5 separate regions of the Mus musculus genome follow, and all the other regions are linked to region 3. A link is a loop called in an ENCODE intact Hi-C map of the cell type or tissue named here. Cell type or tissue: heart. All regions are shown on one strand.

The links. Peaks named below come from ENCODE experiments on the same cell type or tissue, not always from the same donor. Only the 100,000 strongest peaks of a DNase experiment are listed, where the experiment ranks them.
Region 1: a loop joins it to region 3, with 2.2 times the contacts of the local background. A loop is called at or near these places in 3 of 42 quality-filtered maps.
Region 2: it touches region 3 in a loop (2.1-fold over the local background); 3 of 42 quality-filtered maps call a loop at or near these places.
Region 4: a loop joins it to region 3, with 1.8 times the contacts of the local background. A loop is called at or near these places in 3 of 42 quality-filtered maps.
Region 5: it touches region 3 in a loop (6-fold over the local background); 3 of 42 quality-filtered maps call a loop at or near these places.

Annotation. Positions count from the first base shown.
Region 1 is chr8:45,600,269-45,604,268 of GRCm38, reverse strand. The region is part of intron 1 of Sorbs2 (sorbin and SH3 domain containing 2); the gene reads right to left. It overlaps Gm16351 (a long non-coding RNA gene), which reads left to right. Exons shown (of 5, transcript XR_003947381.1): 1 at 1-4,000. Among named protein-coding and RNA genes, the nearest start is that of Gm16351, 2.6 kb to the left of the region's middle. In heart, no CTCF peak of the experiment used is centred here; a DNase peak (open chromatin) is centred at 2,008; H3K27ac peaks cover 248 bases.
Region 2 is chr8:45,778,550-45,782,549 of GRCm38, reverse strand. The region is part of intron 12 of Sorbs2 (sorbin and SH3 domain containing 2); the gene reads right to left. All of the region lies in intron 1 of Sorbs2os (sorbin and SH3 domain containing 2, opposite strand), which reads left to right. Among named protein-coding and RNA genes, the nearest start is that of Sorbs2os, 39 kb to the left of the region's middle. In heart, a CTCF peak has its summit at 1,755 (motif pointing right); no DNase peak of the experiment used is centred here.
Region 3 is chr8:45,657,110-45,661,109 of GRCm38, reverse strand. It overlaps Sorbs2 (sorbin and SH3 domain containing 2), which reads right to left. Exons shown (of 24, transcript NM_001205219.1): 2 at 2,169-2,307. The region is part of intron 1 of Gm30635 (a long non-coding RNA gene); the gene reads left to right. Among named protein-coding and RNA genes, the nearest start is that of Gm51529, 17 kb to the right of the region's middle. In heart, no CTCF peak of the experiment used is centred here; DNase peaks (open chromatin) are centred at 299 and 2,439; H3K4me3 peaks cover 3,732 bases; H3K27ac peaks cover 4,000 bases.
Region 4 is chr8:45,761,713-45,765,712 of GRCm38, reverse strand. Sorbs2 (sorbin and SH3 domain containing 2) reads right to left here. Exons shown (of 24, transcript NM_001205219.1): 8 at 2,522-2,694. All of the region lies in intron 1 of Sorbs2os (sorbin and SH3 domain containing 2, opposite strand), which reads left to right. Among named protein-coding and RNA genes, the nearest start is that of Sorbs2os, 56 kb to the left of the region's middle. In heart, no CTCF peak of the experiment used is centred here; a DNase peak (open chromatin) is centred at 1,832; H3K27ac peaks cover 350 bases.
Region 5 is chr8:45,452,754-45,456,753 of GRCm38, reverse strand. No RefSeq gene overlaps it. Among named protein-coding and RNA genes, the nearest start is that of Tlr3, 44 kb to the right of the region's middle. In heart, a CTCF peak has its summit at 2,271 (motif pointing left); no DNase peak of the experiment used is centred here.

The DNA of each region.
Region 1 (4,000 bases), 57 kb after region 3:
CCAGTGTTTCCTCACTTTCCTTCAGCTATGGCACTGTAGAGTATGGATAGGACTCCAGCTCTGCACACAGGAGGTCTGCTTATTCCCATTCACCCCCATAGCTCTCAGGTCTCAGCTGGAGTGGTCTCAGCTGGAATTCTGCTCCATTCCTATGACTGTAAAACCATAACAATGCCCCTGCCTTGCCAACATCTTACCCCACAGGCTGGCTGCCTCCACCTTCCCGGGGCAGGCAAGACCACTATCATGCCCAGTGGAGTTTCAGTTCTGGCAATTTGCCACCTAGGTCTGGCACAACTCATGCCACAGAGGTCTTGGTTTCCTCAGAGACTTCCTTACACATAAAAATCTGGAATGTGCAAACCTTCACCGTGACCACAGCATAGCAGAGAGGAAAAGCTTTAAGGTATACAGCTTCATTCCATCTTCTTTACTTTTTATTTACTACTATGCTTTACTTATGTGTATATGTGCACTGCATGGGTTTATATGCATTTCATGCATCCTGTAGCCTGTAGAGGCCAGAGATGGTGTTGGATCACCTAGTGCTGGAGTTACAGGTGGTTGCGAGCCACCATGTAGGTGCTGGGATCCAAACCAAAGTCCTTCACAAGAGTAGCAAATGTTCTTACAAGACATTCCTTACCCTCTGCCTTTTAGGCACTGGATCTTCAAGGTCTAATGCCATGTGGTGTTATTTTGCAAGATATGGGAGAACATTCAACTCTAATGCTACACAGTCTGTCTGAGAGAGATTCTGAAATGGCAAAAAAAGTGTGCTTGCTTAGGAGAAAGAATTCAAAAACTGCCAGAAAGTAGTTGAATCCAAAGTCAAATAAGCATGGCATAGTCTAATATACGCTCTTTGGTTTAATTTGCCACACACAGGCTCAAGGCAGAGAAAGCATCTTTAAATAAGATGCTAAGACTCTCCAAATGAGTCTCTGAAAGTGGCAAAACATGATCTTGAAGATGTTAACTCTAGAGAAGAGGTGACATATTCCTAGAACTTATTCTTCTTTTATGAAGTCTACAGTCAGAAAGACTCTTATAATTCTATAGGTGGACAGACTCATACAATCTGAATGGCAGCACTGTTTTGGGGAGGGTCCTACTCAATTGTAGGATGGGCATTATAAAAGGCCAAAGGATGGGGCGAGGCAAAGGAAATGGAGTAAGATAAGGTACTTTTTAGTTGCTGGGACAAAACACCAGGACCAAAGTAACTTATAAGAGAAAAGTGTTTGCATTGCGGCTCATGGTTCTGGAGGGTAAAATAGAGTTCAGGGCATCGTGGCAAAAAGCACGGCAACGGGCAGACTGGCGTGGTGCTTTGGTGGTAGCTGAGAGTCTGCATCATGATTCATAAGAATAAGGCAGAGAGAGCTAACAGGATGCTGCTAAAGAAGGACAAAGCACTGGCCTTTCTTCCCACGCCGAGGTACTTCCATTTACACTCACAGGCAATGAGAAGCACTGGGGCCTCCTGAGCTGGGGAACGAGAGAGTTGTATATATTTCCAGCACATTAACAAAGCAGGATGAAGAGGAGCATGCCAGTCAGGCTGTGGCAGAGGATAGTGTCCTATTTTATAGAGGTAGGAAGGGCTAGCGGAGCACAGACAACGGAGATATGGAGAGACTAAGACTTGAGTAAAAACAAGTGAACTTCATCATAGATTGGAAGGTGAGCTTATGAGTTGGGTTGTTAGTGTCTCTCCTTTCTCTCTTCTCTCTCCTTTCTTCCCTCTCTCTCCCTTCTCTTTCTCTTTCCTTCTTCAGAGGTAGCTGGGGTCCTGAGCTAATGGGTAATTTCTCTTTGGCAAGCAGGATCTCACATCAGATTTCTGCTCTGAAAAGAACTCATGAAATATGGGAAAATGGAAAAGAAAGAAATCCTGTTATTACTCAGCAGCGATGAGTAAGCAAATGAGTACTGGCAATTGGCAGGATGGGCTTTTGCCAGGACTACTGCAAAACCCCTTGAGAATCTTTGGTGCGATGGACAGCTGAGATCTTTGGCAGGAGTTCATCAGAATTCCTAAAATTTGTTTTCCTAATCGCTGGCAGTGGTGTGTCTGGCCTCTGCTGCTTTTGTGCTTACAATAGATTCCTGAATTTCCTAATTCCCCGTGTTAAATCATTTTCTGATGTAAGAGTCTCATGTGTAGCTCAGAAGTAGGGAGCTTGTTCAACATCAGTAAGGCCTGAAGTTGATTACCAGCCCACCAGAGGGAGGGAGGTATGGATAGAAGGGGAGGGAAGGAGGGAAAGGAGGAGGTGTACACACACACACACACACACACACACACACACACACACACACACACACACACAGAATCTAGAATGGTTTCCATTTCATTGCTGGAATAAGACAATACTAAGTTTCTATCTTCAGTAACCAAATGGATGGAAAATTAGAGATTTCGTTCATTCAGCGTTCATTATTTGTTAAACATCTACTGTGAGTTCAGGCATTGGAATCAGAAGCAAGTTACAGTTACAATGCCAGTCTCCTGCCCTCAATGGAGGCTTACTTTCTAGAGATAAAAAAATAACACAATAAACCAATACTTAAATGTCAGAGAGTAATGCTAGGAAGAAAATAACAGATGATCAGATGAAGGAAAACATATAAGTGGTAGTATGACCTAGACTGAGTAGAGAAAAAAGCCTCCTAAGGAGGTCACATTTGATCCTGAAAGACACACACAACAAGGGACAAGAAGGGAAGTGTTAGGAGTCAAACAAGCCTGAGGGTGAGAGAGAAATATCATGGAAGGCCTGCTTGGCTCTGGTTCAATACTTGAAATAAGACACGAGGATGTTTAACCAACTGGCAATATCCTTAGATCCAGGATTTTTTCTTTTTTAATGTACTAGAGAAACAAGCTCTGTAGCAAATGGAAAAGCAGTGATTTTGGATAAGTGATGCGCCACTCAGACCTGCCATCTGCATGGAGCTGGACAGAAGTGTCCTTTAGGAAAGACCCGGCATTCAGTAAGGGACGTGGGAGGAGTTTGTTCAGAAGTAAGACATCAAAGCCAAGAGTCTATGCGACAACAAGGGATCTGCGACTATGCACGACACACCCAATAAGGGCAGCTGGAAGAAGAGGCACCTACCATGTCAGGGAGAGAGCAGGGAGAATTTGGGTTGGGACTACAAAATTCAGTTGTGGGGGAAAAAAAGAAAACAGGAGCTAAAGCACAATTGGTTGAGAGCAGGAACGGATTTCTGTGTTTGCAGCTCTTGTTTATTATTGTATTAGATCTCCTCAGCAAGGCAATAGGGAGAGAACAGACACTCAGGTGGGAAGAGACCCTTAGCTGCCTCCATTCACAGAGAACAAGCTATCCAAAAAGGATATCTCAGAGAATACTCAAGAGCTCTGAGAGATAATGCCTGAGTTTAATAAGATTGCAGGATGTACACTGAATGCATATAAACACACCAGAAGTGTGCATAATAGCAATAGACAACTGAAAATAAAAGTATCAGTTGCAGTCACACCCAAAAGTAAATACCCAGAGGTAAATTTAAAACTGTTCCAAGTTTTATATAATTAAAACTAAACTATTAAGCCAGTGGTGCACACTTTTAATTTCAGTGCTCAGGAACAAACAACAACAAACTAACAAAACCAAAACCAACCAAACCAAAATAATCCCCCAACAACTAAGTTATTTATTATAGCTAAAAATATGTGTATTAAAGACACTAAAGCAGACATAAATGAGCGGGGAGGTATATCAGGCTCTTGGATGAGACAAATAGTTGACTTTGAGCTATCTATTCTCTCCAAACAAATCTAGACTCAGTGTAATAAGATACAATTAAAAAAAATGTCTATTTCTATCAACATGCCAACAAGTTATCTTGAGAGATTAATGAGTTGATTCTAAATCTGTGTGGAAAATCAGAGGAAATAGAATAGCCTTAATGAATTTAGAAAAGAGAAGATCCAAGTTAAGGGGACATGTAATCTGATGTCAAAGTT
Region 2 (4,000 bases), 120 kb before region 3:
GGGTGTGGGTAAATTAGGCTTAGCATAGTGGGTAAGGGAGGGAGGGTATGGGGTGTGACTGACTGGCCTGAGTGGTTTATGAGTGTCAAGTTTAAGACAGAAATGCTTGGGTTGTTAACATAAACAGTTGAGAAAAACAAACACAATTACTTTAGCAATAGAACGTAGACACAGCCTTTCCTTAATGGAGTTAACATTAACCTTTAATGTTTTTGTTTTTTGTTTTTTTTATTATGATACCCACCAGGCTAGATGCTCTCATGGTGGTTGCTTTTCTATAAAATGATGCTCAAGGTACTGAATGTGTCCCTAGCTACTTCTTTGATATATCTGATGTCCCTAATGAAATGTATATAGTTGTGTTATATAATATATTAAGTCAGAAAAAATTCTAAGGAAAGTTACTTGGTTCCCTAAAAGCCATTCATGCCAACCAAGAGAAAAGCCGTGAAGTCCACAGTACCATCTGGGAGGGCTGCTAAACACCCACCCCTTCAATCCCATATTATTCCCCTAGAATTCTTAAGGGGCTCAAGGATTCCTACTGAGTTGCTCTGTAACCCTGTAATGCTGGGGCCGTTGATATTTACCACATTAAAAAAAATAGGCTATTTTGTCATGGGCTTAGTAGTAGTGAAATATTGTACTGTTTCATCATCTATTACATACTATTACATATCATTCATTACATGCTATTACATACCATCACATACTATTATAGTGTTTCACTGACATTACAATGATAGAGTTAATGGTGGTGATTATAAAGACTGCAGAATAACCCTGGGAGTTGCTTGTGACCAATGGTGAGCGAATAACACTTCATAGTGGCATGCTTGTACCCTGGTTGATGACATCCCAAGCGGGTGTCTGGATGGACACATACAGGAATTTATGTGTATGCAAAATGTGACACTGTTGGTTGAGCGCTGCAAGTGGCCTTGTAGCATTTACTATTACTTTTAGTGTTTAGTCTTTGGCTATGAGGTTTTGTTTGTTTGTTTGTTTGTTTTTTCCATCACTAACAGTTGAAGCGGCCATTCAATCAGAACGAGAGCACATGTTCTGCGGAAGCTCTGAGATATTTACCCTAATCTATGTCAAGGTTACTTTTGGTTTCAAAATTAACAGTGAGATCTGTTAAAGAGAACACCTGCCAGTAACCAATTTTCACAGGCTTAAAAGAAACACATGCTTTCCACCGAATTAAAAATTTTGATTCACTAGTTATAGGAATGTTAAGATTTTGTTAGTGATGAAATGTTACTTTTCTCCAATTGTTTAGACAATGCCAGCTGTAGTGTATAATTACTTCATAGGTGCTTTTATCTTTGAACAGTTAACAGCAGAGAGGACTGGTGGCTAACCTTTGTGTAGTTCAGACAGCTATACTATCTCCTTAACAGAAGACAACCCTCAAATTCTTCCAAACTCCATAGTTTCCATTGCTGGATGTTTAGTGTCTATGAATGGTCACTTTTTAAAGTTTTGCTTTCAGCTACTGTTGGGATGACCTACACCCATCTGGAGTGTTTGATTTTGCTGAGGGAAGATAGGAATTTGTCAGAGCAGTGGTTCTCAACCTGTGGGTCTCCTGAGACCAGTGGAAAACACTGATATTTACATTAGGATTCATAGAAGTAGCAAAATTACAGTTATAAATTAGCAACGAAAAAAATTTTATGGTTAGGGGTCACCACATCATGAGGAATTTGAGAACCATTCTTAGAAGGGGAAAGAGTTGCTTCAAAACACATGAACAGAACACTAGGGGGCAGCAAACTTACTAAACAAATAGACAAGCTTTTTAAAGTCAACTTGACTTAAAGGAAATCAATGACAAATCGACAGCCCATATTCTCCTTGGTGGAGATACATTTCTGTAGAATCTGCGGAAAGGAGGAGATAGCTATCATCCTGCTCCAAATTTGAAACTAGCGATTTCAATAAATAGAAAGGATAGAAAGGGCTCTGTGTATTAAAGCTTCAGTCTATAGTCACAGTGAGCAACCTGGTAAAATCTGTGCAAACAGATAGTCGCACAGAAAGTCCCCTAGATAGCAACAGGTCATCCTTAGCAATTCTGCAATGCTGTGAGTTGTACGCATTCGAGCAGAGCCTTTGCTTTATCGGCTGGGCATGCTGGTGCACACTTGAATTGCAGGTACTTAGGAGCTAGCGGGAAGAGGATGGTGAGTTTGAAATCAGCCTGGGCTTATCTCAAAAGAACATAAAACAAACAATATCAAGCAAGATAATCCCCAACAAATAGACACCCCCCAAAAGGCCAGACTCCCCCCAAAAGGAGATGCCAGTAAACTGTCTAGATGAATTCTTTTAGTTATACAATAATTGAATGCATCCCGTAGCAATCCAGAACTATTTCTAAAGGATCCAGAACTACTGCCACAATCAGCGACACATATGCAGACTGTCAGATAACGGAAGCACAGGCGTAGGATCTCTGTCCGCATTCCCTCTCCTCCCTCACACCAGAGAAACTCCTCTTCATGGGAATCCACCAGGGAACAGCTACCTCTCAGTGTAATTCCCGCAATGGCGGGAGAGCAGCTTCCGATGGATGGAATGTCTCTCTCGCTCTGTTTTATTTCTGTCAGTTCACAAACCTAGCAACCTTTCACTCACACAGACCATCCACCTCCAGCGTGAGAAGTGCTTAAGATACACTAACACCAGGGCTCACATGTGATTGCTCTCGAAAGCTCCCTAGACCGCATGGTTTTTAATGTTTCCCCAACGTAAAAGCCTTTTGCTGGGCACACGCTTTCTGGGTTACCCTAAACACACTGGAGGACCTGAGTTTGTTCTCATAAATGCTCATTGGCTTTCAAGCTTCAAGGCATGGGTTGATAGGCTTCTGTTTGTTTTCCCCAGAAAGTACTATTGCATGATGGGATAATTCTTCATGGGTCAAACCATCAGCTATACCTTCCCAGATTTTTATAGCTTTAACTGTGAGTAGTGATTTCTCTTGATGAGCCCATAGTCTCTGGTGGTTTAAATTGCCTTTTCAACTCATCCGGTTGTGTTCCTTTTGGCTATTATTAGATGTAAGCACAGTTACTGTATCAAAGGTAACAATGCCTTAGTGGATTCTTTTTTTAAATTTTATTAAGCATAAAGGCAATTAACATGGCTGATTTACAAGTGTATCCAATTTAGATGATCAGTTATGCCTTTATTAATATTATCCCAGTGAAGTTGCTATGATTGTCATATGGAGTCTGTAAACTGGAAATGTGGTCTAATCGGTGGATCAAATCATTTAACACAAATTTCTGGTGATCACAAGGCCTCTCCTGGATCAGACATTAGGCCCATTTAGTCAGCACTGAAATTTATAATCAAATAAATATTTGATTTGATTATAAATATTTGAATTAAAAATTCAAAGAAATGAATTTCCTTTTTTGTCTCCCTGGTAAAGTGTATAAATAGGTAGATGTGGCTTCAATTGCTAAGGATGAAGGTAATATCCTTCCCTCCCCATCGCCAGGATATGAGGATTTCTGCTTAAACAGAACCGCTCCCTCTTAGACGCTGAGCTAGAGTTATTTGTGAATTCCATCTGTGGGTCTTGATGGAGACCCACTGGGCCTCCTAGATAGACTCAATCTCTGGCCATGTGTTTTATCCATCCACTGCAAAGGTAACATCAGTTCCATTCACTTAGTCACACAAGGAGTTAGTTACTGCATAGGTACCACATGCCAGGCATTGAGTTGGGTATGGAAGATAGAGGATGCTCTGTCAGTCAAGGTTGCCCGCTTTCAGGGAGCCTCACGTGTAGTGAGGAACCCAGAGAGGTGGACAGGTGAGTGGTAAGGATGTCAAAGTGGGAACTGCAGGTATCCAGCAAGAAGGGCTACAAACCCGCTGCTGAGGGTGAACAAGCCCCTAGGCCAAGTGTGCCTCTGATAAAGCTGAGGAGTGGGGAAGAGAAACCTTCCAGGAGAAGGTCTTATGGAGTGCTTCCCCG
Region 3 (4,000 bases):
CCTGGCATGCTCACCAAACCTTCCCAGTGCTAACAGGGGCAATCCCTGATCCCTCAGAGATCCTTGGAAGCCATGAAGCCCTGAACAGGGGGACTCGAAGTTTGACTGTTCCCAGAAATTAATGATGTAGATTCCAAGAGGTGAAGGAACACGGCAATGCTGCTGACCTGTCCCCAGCTTTCCCTACAATAATCCGCATTCTCGAAGGGAGAACTCCATGCGCTCCTACTTGGGGAGGAACAGTCCCGAAATGTTCCCCCTCCCTCTGCCTCCTTCAAGTCCTGTCTGGTGGCCACTGGCTTCCTTCCTTTACAAGGTTCACGGAACAGACTGTCAGCTCCGAGGAGCCACAGCCGGAGACCTCACAGCCTGCCTGACTGGCTCAGGCTCCTAGCCTCCAGCAGAAGAGGAACGATATTCAGTTCTTGGAGTAGAATTGAGAAGGAAGCAAACACATTCATTATGTATGAGGTTTTGAACGTGAAGATAATAACGAGGCTGATTAATGATTAGAAAACACGTTAACATTTGTCTGTTTTAGGAACCACTTCTTATTTTGTTTTTCTCTTACATTCCTTATCCCATTCATCAAAAAAAAAAAAGTTTCACTAAAACTTCTGGCCTCTTAAGATTTTTTTTTTTTTAATTTAACTTTTGGTTTTCTTGTGTCTTTTTCTTTTGTCTTATTGGGTATGTTACTCAAAAGATCACTATGGCATTTAAATACTTGGGGGTGTTTGTTTGTTTGTTTGTGTTTGTTTTGTTTGTTCATTTTAACCAAACCTCTTTTGGTAGAAAGCATCTTGAAATACTAAGGGTTTCAGTACTCATAAAAAAGCAACAATTAAGCCTCAAGTCAGGTGGTAATTTGGGGAAGCAGGGCACTTAAGTGGGGGTTGACGGGACTGGGTCTGTGAACTGTCTTTCCTACTTGCTTTTAGACATCTTGAGTTGTGAGATCAGTAGCTCTCAACCTGTGGGTTGTGATCCCTTTGTGTGTATGTCAGCGGGTGGTGGGGGACACCACTCTTTCACAGAGGTCAGCTAAGACTATTGGAAATATCAGACGTTTTCATTATGATTCATAACAGTAGCAAAATTACAGTTATAAAGTAGTGGAGAAAATAATTTTCTGATGGGGGTGAGGTCACCACAACTTGGGGCTACTGTGTTCAAGGGTCACAGCATCAGGAAGGCTCAGAACAGCTATGTTAGGAAGTCAGCACGGTAAAAGAGCTTTGCCAGAAAAAAAAAAAACTTTTTAAATTAAAGGTTCCTTTAGAAATAAAGTCTAAAGCATAACGGCAGGAGAACCCAAGCCAGTAAATTATCTGAAGGAATTGCTATCAAAGCATTAAGGAAAAAAAAAGTCCTTTTTACTGAACATAGTAAATACTCACAATCAAAGTAAATGGTATGTTTGAGGCTAAAGTCCACAGATCAAAGTACTTTGCAAAATGTCAAGTGCAAAGCAGAAGGAGGTGGGAAGGAGGCGAGCCAGAAAACTATCCATAAAAAAAGTTTACTATCGCAGTAGAGAAAAACCTGTCAGAAAATCTACCTCACACAAGAGTAGCTTAGATAAGATTCAGCTCCGGTAAGGGATTCTCAAAATCAGTCACCCCAAAAGTGCACTAGACATATAAAAACCCAATAGTGATCAGAATACTGAAATCCCCTAAACAACGTCTCATTCCACACCAGCAGTGACTAAAACAACATTTAGTGGGGACCGCACTCTTCTGCAGCCGCCTTGTTGTCCATCAAGACCAATCACTAATGTGCTGTCTTTGCCCTGGTGGGCTTCGTTTTGTTGGCTTTAAAGCATGCCTTTAGAAAGTTAAAATAAAAAGTAGTCTATACAATGGAATGACGGTGTCTACAGGTCTTCTCAGCTCTGTGGCAGTCACGCCTAATGAAAACTCTGAGACAGTGCTCAGCCTCTGTCAGGTCTGTATGCATGCAGCCACCGCCACAGGGACAGAGGGCTTTAGGCAAAGTTTACAACCACACTGACAAAATGCCTACTGCAACTGCCACATCCCGACACACTCGGCGTTTACCTGGGAATCCCTCGGCCTCCGCTGATGCTTATTAAAAAGTTAGTTTAGAGACACTAGTCAACAACCACACAGGAAAGCAAGTTATTCCCCGAATAAAAACCTTACCTAGAAGAGGCCGAACTCCTCAGTTGCTCCAACAGAGGAAGTAGGAGTCGCTGGCCTTTTACATGTAGAGAGTGTTTATTTAGCCCTTTTTAAAAGGTCTTGACCTCCAGAGGTTTAAGATTAAGTCCAATCCAAGCGTCTGCAGGGAGGAAAAGGAGATGGGGGTCAGGAGAAAACGCAATGAGAGAGGCAAAGAATCTCAGCTGCTGGGTGGTGCTCATTTGAGCTATTTTCAGCATTGCCAGCAGCTGGACTTGTCTGCAAAGGGATGAAAATGCCTTGCCCGTTTCACCACCCCCACTCCATGGGGGGGGGGGAGGCGGACCAACACAAACCAGGAAACCCACAACAACTTGGTTCATTGTGCAAATATTCATTGAAATTTTGAGGAAAACTGCCAGCGCTATTGAAAACACCACACACACACACACACACACACACACACACAGAATCTTAAAGGAACACTGTACCTTGGTCCAACCGTGATGTTTTCTAAAGGGTTTACCCGATCAGTAGGAAGTAAGATGCTAAGGTCTATTGATGAGGGAGACTTCTGATTATCTCCTTGCCAGCTCACAACCGGTCTTAGTGCAACATTTTAGATCTCAGGTAGCAACATCAGCTACTGGCCTCTTCTTAAGACCACAGGCAAATGGTTTCTTTCTAGAACACACCTACATGTCCACTTTAACTATGCTATTTTTGAAAGCTACTGGGTTAAGCTGATGACATGTCTTATCTGCTGGCTGAGACTGGGGGACTATTCAGTGACATGAAGCAGAGAGGCTTCTGCCTCCCAAAGCCCAGTGGAAAAAGATTCATTCACACCAGGTCACCAACCACGACAGACAAACTTCGGACTTTTATTTGGTTTTCAGAATGAATAACCACAATCTAGAAGTTGTATTTCTATGTTCCCTCCTTTAGCATTTATGGGGCAAGCATCTCTCAGCTCACTAGGAGCTCTGGGAATGCAAAACTGGGCAGATAAACCGTGCTTTGGCTATTATGGGTTTATTGTACTCAGGCTGCAAGAATAAGTGAAAACAGAATCAAAGTCTCCTTTTACCAAGACTGAAGGAAAGGACTCTGTAGGCAACATTATTTCATTAGGCCCTGGCTATATCACTGTCCTATCTTGCTTCCTATTGCAGTGATAAAACACCATGACCAAGAGCAACCTAGGGAGGAACAGGTTGATTTCATCTTAAGGATCACAGTCCTTCATTGAGAGAAGACAGTTCAGAAACTCAAGGCACGAACCTGAAGCCAGGAACTGAAGCAAAGACCTAGGAGGGAAGGTGCTTACTGGGTAGCTCAGCCTGCTGTCCAGGACCACCTGTCCAAGAGCGGCAGTACCCACAGTAGGCTGGACCAGCCCGCATTAATCTCTGATTGAGAAAATGCTCTAAAGGCTTACCCACAGGCAATCTCTCAATGAAGGGTTCCTCTTCCCAGATGCCCCTAGCTTGTTTCAAAAAACTAACCAGTTTGGAAGGAAAGGCAGTGGCTATTCCAAGTGAATATGCAATATTTTTTTAAAGCCTTGATTCCATGAAGATAGATTCCTGAAACCTTCTCTTCCTTTATCAGGCAGCACAGAGCCATAAGAGCAGGTCAGGAAGCAGTGGTTTTCTCAAGAGCTACAAGAGGGGTCTCCAGTTATTGTGTACTTTGTTTTGAGACAAATACAAACCCAATTTCTTCTTTGTATAAATGACATCACGGTTGATTTTCAAAACATAGTGGACCAAGCATGGTAGAGACTACGAAGGGTCATGTGACCCTTGCAAGCAGTGTGCTATAGTGGTGAGATCTGTTAGCTGATAAAA
Region 4 (4,000 bases), 100 kb before region 3:
GGAGATGAGACATCCTCAAAGGCATTTTGAATTCATGAGAAGTCAAAAGTAGAGGGTGTCCGGTGCTTGTTTTTAGCAGTCACTGGACCACTTTACAATATCCTGTTACCATGGCATCCATTAATTATCTGAGCGGATTCCCTGACATGCCTGAGTGAGAGAGTCCCGCTTTTAATGTCCATACCGAGCAGGAGGCTGAGGCCACCTGAGTCTGGTAATCTTTACTTTCTACACGAATGAGGGAAGAAAATGACCTCGGACATTCTTGGCTCAGGGATGGCAGGCATTTATAAACACAGATCTATCCTTGCATATGTAGTTAGTAAGCCTACCGAGTAGTAAACACAGACAGGACCCCTCCTGTCTTTGTGCAGCTTTAAAAGTCTGAGCAAGTTATACAGGAAAAAAAAAGAGGGCTCCTTATAAGGACCCTTCTGCAGTGGCGAATAATTCACCTTCAGTTCCTATAAGGGAGACTATCATCACACTTTTAGTGGATGTATGTGGTTGCTCATCATTTGGCAGCAGATAATATAAATTTTATATTACTTTTATTAACTGCTTTATCATGCACCTCCAACATCTTAGATTTTTTTTCCTTAAAAAGCCCAACAAAGCAACAGTTTATCAAGTAAAACATCCCCGATTAGAAGTCTGTACATTAGAAAGAGTGAGTCACATTAATGTGCCTATCTTTATATATTCTTTACTAACTTAAAAAACATACTTGTAGCCGGGCGTGGTGGCACACGCCTTTAATCCCAGCACTCGGGAGGCAGAGGCAGGTGGATTTCTGAGTTCGAGGCCAGCCTGGTCTACAAAATGAGCTCCAGGACAGCCAGGGCTACACAGAGAAACCCTGTCTCGAAAAACAAAAACAAAACAAACAAACAAACAAACAAACAAAAACCCTAAAAATAAACCCCAAAAAACAAAAAAAAACAAAAAACCCAAACCAAAAACAACAACAACAACAACAACAACAACAAAAACCCCAAACCAAACCGACTGTAACTGCATAGAAAGCAATGGCCTATGTGCATACTGTGTCTCAAGGGCTAACAGGCAAAATCCACAACACTACTCCTGACTGAGTCACTATGCCTTCATTTACCATGGGAAAATTCAAACTTAGCCACTTCAAGTCAGAAATTCTGAAGGGAAAACAAATGTCAAAACACTGCCATTAGAAACATACAACTGTCATAAAACGGAGCATATTAGTCACAAGCCCTGGGATTTTTCTGTCACTTAAATATGACCATCATGATTTCCAACACAAAATTTTTGAGCTTTATAATTAGTTACATTCAACATTATTATCAATCTGAGAAGTCTAAATCCCAAATGCATGCTATACAGATATACTTTTTTTTTTTTTGGCTTCAACCACAACACCAATGCCAAGAATAATCAATTCTGAACTCTGTATATAAAACATGATGATTGCAAACTCAAAGACAGAAGGAAACCCTCGTACTTCTACAACTTCTTCAAAATGTTTCCTGTCTCACCACTGCTTCTTGCCTGATACCCTGACCATTCTTTTTCTAGGTTCCTCACTGCCTCTGGTCCCCTGCATTTCCGTTCAAGGAAAACCTACTCTTGGCAGCACCTCGGCCCTTTATGTGGGTGCAGAGGCAACCTCTTTGCAGTTGGAGCTGCCTCCTCTCAAGCCCCCGCCTCCACCTTCACCTGCAAAGACGCTGTGGCTCTCATCCTGCCTTCCCGGGTCTTCCTTCTCTGATCTCACAGACCTCCTCTTGCCGTGGACCTGGTCAGCACACAGCTGCCTGCCTAGGCTCTGCTGCTGTGAGCAGCGTTGCCAGAAAGGGCTGCCCCAGAAAGGGCTGCCCTGGCAGCGCACTGAGTAACGCTTTGGCAGAGTTTAAAGACTTAAAAAAAATGCCCTCAATGCTTTCCACTTTCCACTTTCACTTATCATACAGAGAGCTCTCAGCAGGCCCAGCTGGGAGGGATGCGCAAATATTCTCTCTCTCTCTCTCTCTCTCTCTCTCTCTCTCTCTCTCTCTCTCTGACAGCTTTTTCCCTCCCATGACATTACTTCCCTTCACTCCAATCATCTCGCCTCCCAAGTCCCAATTCACAGTTTCCCATCCCGTGGTGTTAACTCACATCCATTTCAAGAAACAAATCACTTGTCTTTTTACAGTGCATGTGGGAATTGCGGGCTGTGAAAGGAGTAACTCCCCCCACCCCGCCTTCCTTCTCTCTCTAGGCTTCACCTTGCTTTGATAGAAAGTTAAAAACAAAGTGTTATTAGTTAACAAACTCCTCCATTTTCATGGTTTTAAATTTAAATGGAGAAAACAGACTGTGAGATTATCTTCACCGCCCAGCCCTCTGCCACACAGCGTGGTATTCATGGCAGCTCGGAAGGCTCCGAGGACAATCTTTATGCTATAAGACCCTAGGAATGCACAGAGCTATGCACAATCCATCCTTTGTGGAGCTCAAACACAGACCCAGAGGGACACATGTGCTGGTATGCGTGGCTTACCGTCCTAATGGCTGTGGGGATTCCAGACTCATCCACAGGGCCGATCCCTGGGTAATGCGGGGCTTTGATGACCGTGACCCTCTTCTCTTCCTCGGAGGATCTATAGAGCGGGATGGAGCTTCCCATGGTGCCATCCAGGGACTGGGCATGCTGGGAATATGTCTCTGCAGAATCTGAGTGGAAAATACAGTGACAGGGAACACATTGGGTATAAACTAATGGTGCCTCTTGTCCATTGATTGACAACCATCGTAGAATCCTTTCTACCTCCGTGCCTTTTCCCATATTTACTCTGTCTCGTTCAGCAGCAGGTATTACACATATGCATGGGACACCAAGGACTTCGGTGTCTTACAAAGAAGGACGAGAGGAGGAATGTTTGATGAATGACATGTGCAGCCACCATTGAGGAGACACTGAGCATGTCCCACCTCACTTTCCTTCCCGAAATCTTGGGAGGGACAGGACAAGGGTGGGGGTGGGGTGGGGGCAGCAGAAGCCGAAAGAAACCTGGTAAAGTGTACTCAGGTCACAACTCATAATGATCCTCATGAGGCTTATGGCTGCCATCGTGAGAAAGTAGTAAGGTGTTTTAGAGAAGTCATAGGATTATGATCCAAAGATACAATTCCGTAAAAATAAAATGAAAATAAAAGTCAATTGAAAATTATGTTTAGAACTAGATACGCACTAGAAAAGTGAAGGCTTCTAGGTAAATAAGTGCTTTTTCAGTAATTAGGTTTTATTGAATTTTATTTAATATTGTTGGCTTTATGGTGAAATGCCCATGCAATGGCGGTTTATCCTTCAAGACAGACAGTTGTTTTAAGGATTAAAGTTACATACATGGTTACATGAGGCTCATCAAATTTCTATCTTCGGGGAGTGGGCGGGTAGGGGAGTGGGGGTGGGTGGGTATGGGGGACTTTTGGTATAGCATTGGAAATGTAAATGAGCTAAATACCTAATAAAAAATGGAAAGAAAAAAAAACAAATTTCTATCTTCACGTTAAGATTATGAATCTTTGGAATACTTTCAGGGGTAACAGAACACATGTATACACTACCTGTTCTGTTCATTCTGAGGTAAAAATAATAGTTTTGGAAAATCAGCATCATTGGCAGGCTTGTCAAACAGTAGTGATGTGACTTCCTGCTGTTTTAAAGACTGCATGACCTGTCTTAGCAAAGTCTGTCACTTAGTTCCTTTCTGTGGAAGCTGAAAACATTTTTTTGTTTGTTTCAGGATAGCATTTGCTGATTCTATTCATATATATGTGTTTGTTTCATTTTCATATATATGAATTACAACTAATATTTATATCATGTATAATGAACTTTTATATTATATATGTGTATTTTATGATGATGTCACATAGAACAACATAAAATAAACATTTAAGAATTTGACTCATTTTCACATGGGTATTTAGCATTAAGCTCTCTCAAGGCTAATATCCAGTATATTACTATAGTGGC
Region 5 (4,000 bases), 200 kb after region 3:
AGCGTGATATTATAGTAGGAGGGTAGGAGCTGAACTTAGATCGTCTCATTTGTCCTGGGATCTTCTTCTGTTAGGAGCTCTGTGTTGTCTCCAGGTCCTTGCTGACATAAGGTGAGCAGTCACCGACAGTCGGCAAAGGCCCCAGATTTCAAAGCACAAGGATAGAAAATAAAAACATGTGGCATTGTACAAACACGCTTTGTTGTCAAATGTGTAGTAACATAGGTAGTTCCTATGGGCTGGCCCCATCTATAAATTAAAAGAAAATGTTAGGAAGAATTAATATTACAAAGCACTGTCTCTCTAAACAACCTGGGCTTTGTGAGTGGTGACTGTCACGTTACCTATTCCTACTGAAGTCCTCATAGCACGCTCTTGGAACTATAGACATGTTCTCAGCTTGGCACCACAGAAGACAATGCTGTGGGGCAGATGGTTTTGAAATCTTCAACTAACCATCCTTAAGCTCAGCTTCCCAGAGTCTCCTGTGACTCAGCTTCTAGGGGTCTTCATATCAAAGAATTCTTGGCTCGTTGTGCAGCCCAGAAAAATCTCATTTGTACAATTTCTGTAGATTTTTTAAAAATTATTATTTTTATTAGGTATTTTCTTCATTTACATTTCCAATGCTATCCCAAAAGTCTCCCATACCCCCCCCCACTCCCCTACCCACCCACTCCCACTTCTTGGCCCTGGCTTTCCCCTGTACTGAGGCATATAAAGTTTGCAAGACCAATGGGCCTCTCTTCCCAATGATGGCCGACTAGGCCATCTTCTGCTACATATGCAGCTAGAGACACGAGCTCCAGGGGGTACTGGTTAGTTCATATTGTTCCACCTATAGGGTTGTAGACCCTTTTAGCTCCTTGGGTACTTTCTCTAGCTCCTCCATTGGGAGCCCAGTGACCCATCCAATAGCTGACTGTGAGGATCCATTTCTGTGTTTGCTAGGCCCCGGCATAGTCTCACAAGAGACAGCTACATCTGGGTCCTTTCAATAAAATCTTGCTAGTGGATGCAATGGTGTCAGCGTTTGGAGGCTGATTATGGGATGGATCCCCGGGTATGGCAGCCTCTAGATGGTCCATCCTTTCGTCTCAGCTCCAAACTTTGTCTCTGTGACTCCTTCCATGGGTGTTTTGTTCCCAATTCTAAGAAGGGGTAAAGTGTCCATACTTTGGTCTTCGTTCTTGAGTTTCATGTGTTTTGCAAATTGTATCTTATATCTTGGGTATTCTAAGTTTCTGGGCTAATATCCACTATCAGAGCTGTGATGTTACTGCAGGCTTTCATGGTTCCCTCCATTAGTGACCTTTAACTTTTGTTCTCTGAACAGCTTTGGTTGCTCACGTTAACAAGTTGGTTTTGTTGTTTGTTTTTTATTCTGCCCAGGCTTGGGAAAATTCTCTGTTAAATACTTTTTTTTTTTTAATTCATTCAAAATAGGTTTACCACATGTTGATCATGTGCTGGGCACTTTGGGAAGCAATGAGATATGGTCGAGGACAAAATAGACAGAAACTCCCTTGTGAATCGCATTCCTTAGCAAGGGACTGGCAATAGACACCATAAAAATACATCATGTGTCAGACAGTGTGAGCGAGGTAGAGCTACTCAGATGCAACCGCCCCAGCCTGCGGATTTAAATAAAGCTTAAGGAAAGGTCTTTGTGTAGGTGACATGTTAGGTAAGACTGGAGGACACTGCAGAAAGGAGGGTTGGATGCCGGAAGCTAGCAGAGGCCGGAAGCTAGCAGAGGCTGTGAGAAAAACCAAAAGTGATCACTGAGATCTGGGGCGCTGGAAATGGAGAGCAAGGAGATGGTCACCCACAGAGATGAGAAGAAAGGAAACAAAAGGAAAGATGGACACCCTACCCCCCAGGAGACTCAGTAGTCTCCTCAGGGAGAGATGATCCACACTATTTTATCATGCCGATGGGTAAATTCCTGTCTTAAGGTACTCATTGCGATGGACCAACCCCTGCCAGAGTGCATAGTATGGTCACAGATAGGTACCGAGAGCTCAACACATAGGAAGAGACTTAAGGGACTAGAACAGGGTGTTGAAGATACTCTCCTTTTCTCCGCTACTCAGCGTGGGGGTGATGTTCTGTTGGCAATGTGACTGGCAGCCGTGGTGCATGGGCACAGCCCTGGCATTCCAGGTCTACTACTTGTACCCTGCATTGTAGGCTTCCTATGGTTTCCTGTTAGAACTCTTGGCTGTACATCCAGAGAACAACAATGCCCTCTTGTGGTCAATGGGCAGAACTGGAATTTATTTTAATATTCTCTCAGCACCCTGTGGGTAATCTGAGGACTTTGTGAACAGCAATCTGCTGCTCGCTCGCCAACGGGAAGGAAATGATTGGCAGAATTCACTGGGTAAAATCCAGACCCCAATAATCCTGGTTTTGTCTAACTTATCTGGGTGGTTACAGCCCCAGAGTCCAACTCAGCCTTCGGGGCAGTAGATCACACATTTATCTCATTCATAGTGCAACATTCTTCCGGTTAGATTCAAGATACTTCAATCCCTACTGAATCTTCGAGTGATCTTTTATCGGTTAACTCTGCAAACAATCCCCCCTTGTCAGCCTCACAGATGAGAGTCCAGCGCCTTTATACAAAGTGGAAAAGCATAAAATTCTAAATAAACATGTTACCAGTGAGGAAAAAGGATACTTCTCAGTTGTCACTTAGAACGCCTCTTTGAAATTCTGTTTTAGGATTTGCCCCAGACATTCAATGTCTATACTTGAAATTTGTATTATGTCCCATTATGCTAAAGTTGCATTGCATAATGTCTAATTTTGAAATTATATTCTAGGAAAATTACATTCAAATTATATTATATAATAGTACAGACAATTTACATTAAAATTGTATTTATAGTGTAGGTAAATTATATTAAAATATATACAATAAAATATACAATTGTCATATAGCTAAATTATACTGTTATGTTATATTATACATAGTGTGTGTGTGTGTGTGTGTGCGCGTGTGAGTGTGTGTGTGCGTGTGAGTGAGTGTGTCCCTGCCTTCATTATAGGCCTACTACTAAAAGTCTCATTGTAAAGAAAACACATGGTTTTTGGCTTTTGGGAAAATGCATGCTTTTATTTTTATGATTCTTCAAAAACTGTGTAACCCATATTTGCAGAACACCCCTGTGGTATAGCTGGCTGCCTTTGCACAATCATTATCACAAAGATGAGTGTGCTACACAGGGATAACATTGCACAGTGGAATATTTCAGCCCTTGTACAAAGGGGAAATTTCCCAGAATATACGACCATCCACGTGCTTTAAATCACTTTTGAGGCACTAAATCTCAAAGGAGACATCATGAATGACTACTGAGAAGGTCACCTCTTCACTGTATGAGGAAGAGAAGGGCTGTTGTACTTGGATTCAAACCGTATAATATGGTGAGTATGGTTTTGACAGAATATGAGAACTAAGAGACAAACCAACAGAAAATACCTTCTATGAGATAGGAGTACAGGATATGGAGGGCTGCTTGTATTAAGAAAAATACATACTTAATTTAGACATTGTTGTTTTTTATAGATGTTTAATCTATAAATAGATATTGGATATATAAGTATATGGAGATGTTTAACATCTCCTTTGACAAATCTTGACAACTGTTTTAACTTCTTAATTCTGTGAGAATTCAGAATAATAGAAAAATGGATGCTGGGACAACCCAGAATACGCTGGCTGCTTAATTAGCGTGTGTAATGAACATACTTCAGGGCTCAGGACACCCACCCTTACTCTGTCTGACCTTTAAATACTGGGGATATGTTGGCACATGCAGACGGAGCTGTGGGGCTTTCTTCCAGTCTCTCCATCATCCCCTTCTGCTTCCTTCCTTCTTCCCTTCCCCATCCTTATTTCCTCTTTTCTCCCTCCTCCCACTTTCTCTAGTTCCTTATTCTCACCCCAGTCCGCCTTTTCATGTTCTCTTTACTCTTTTTTTTTTTTTTT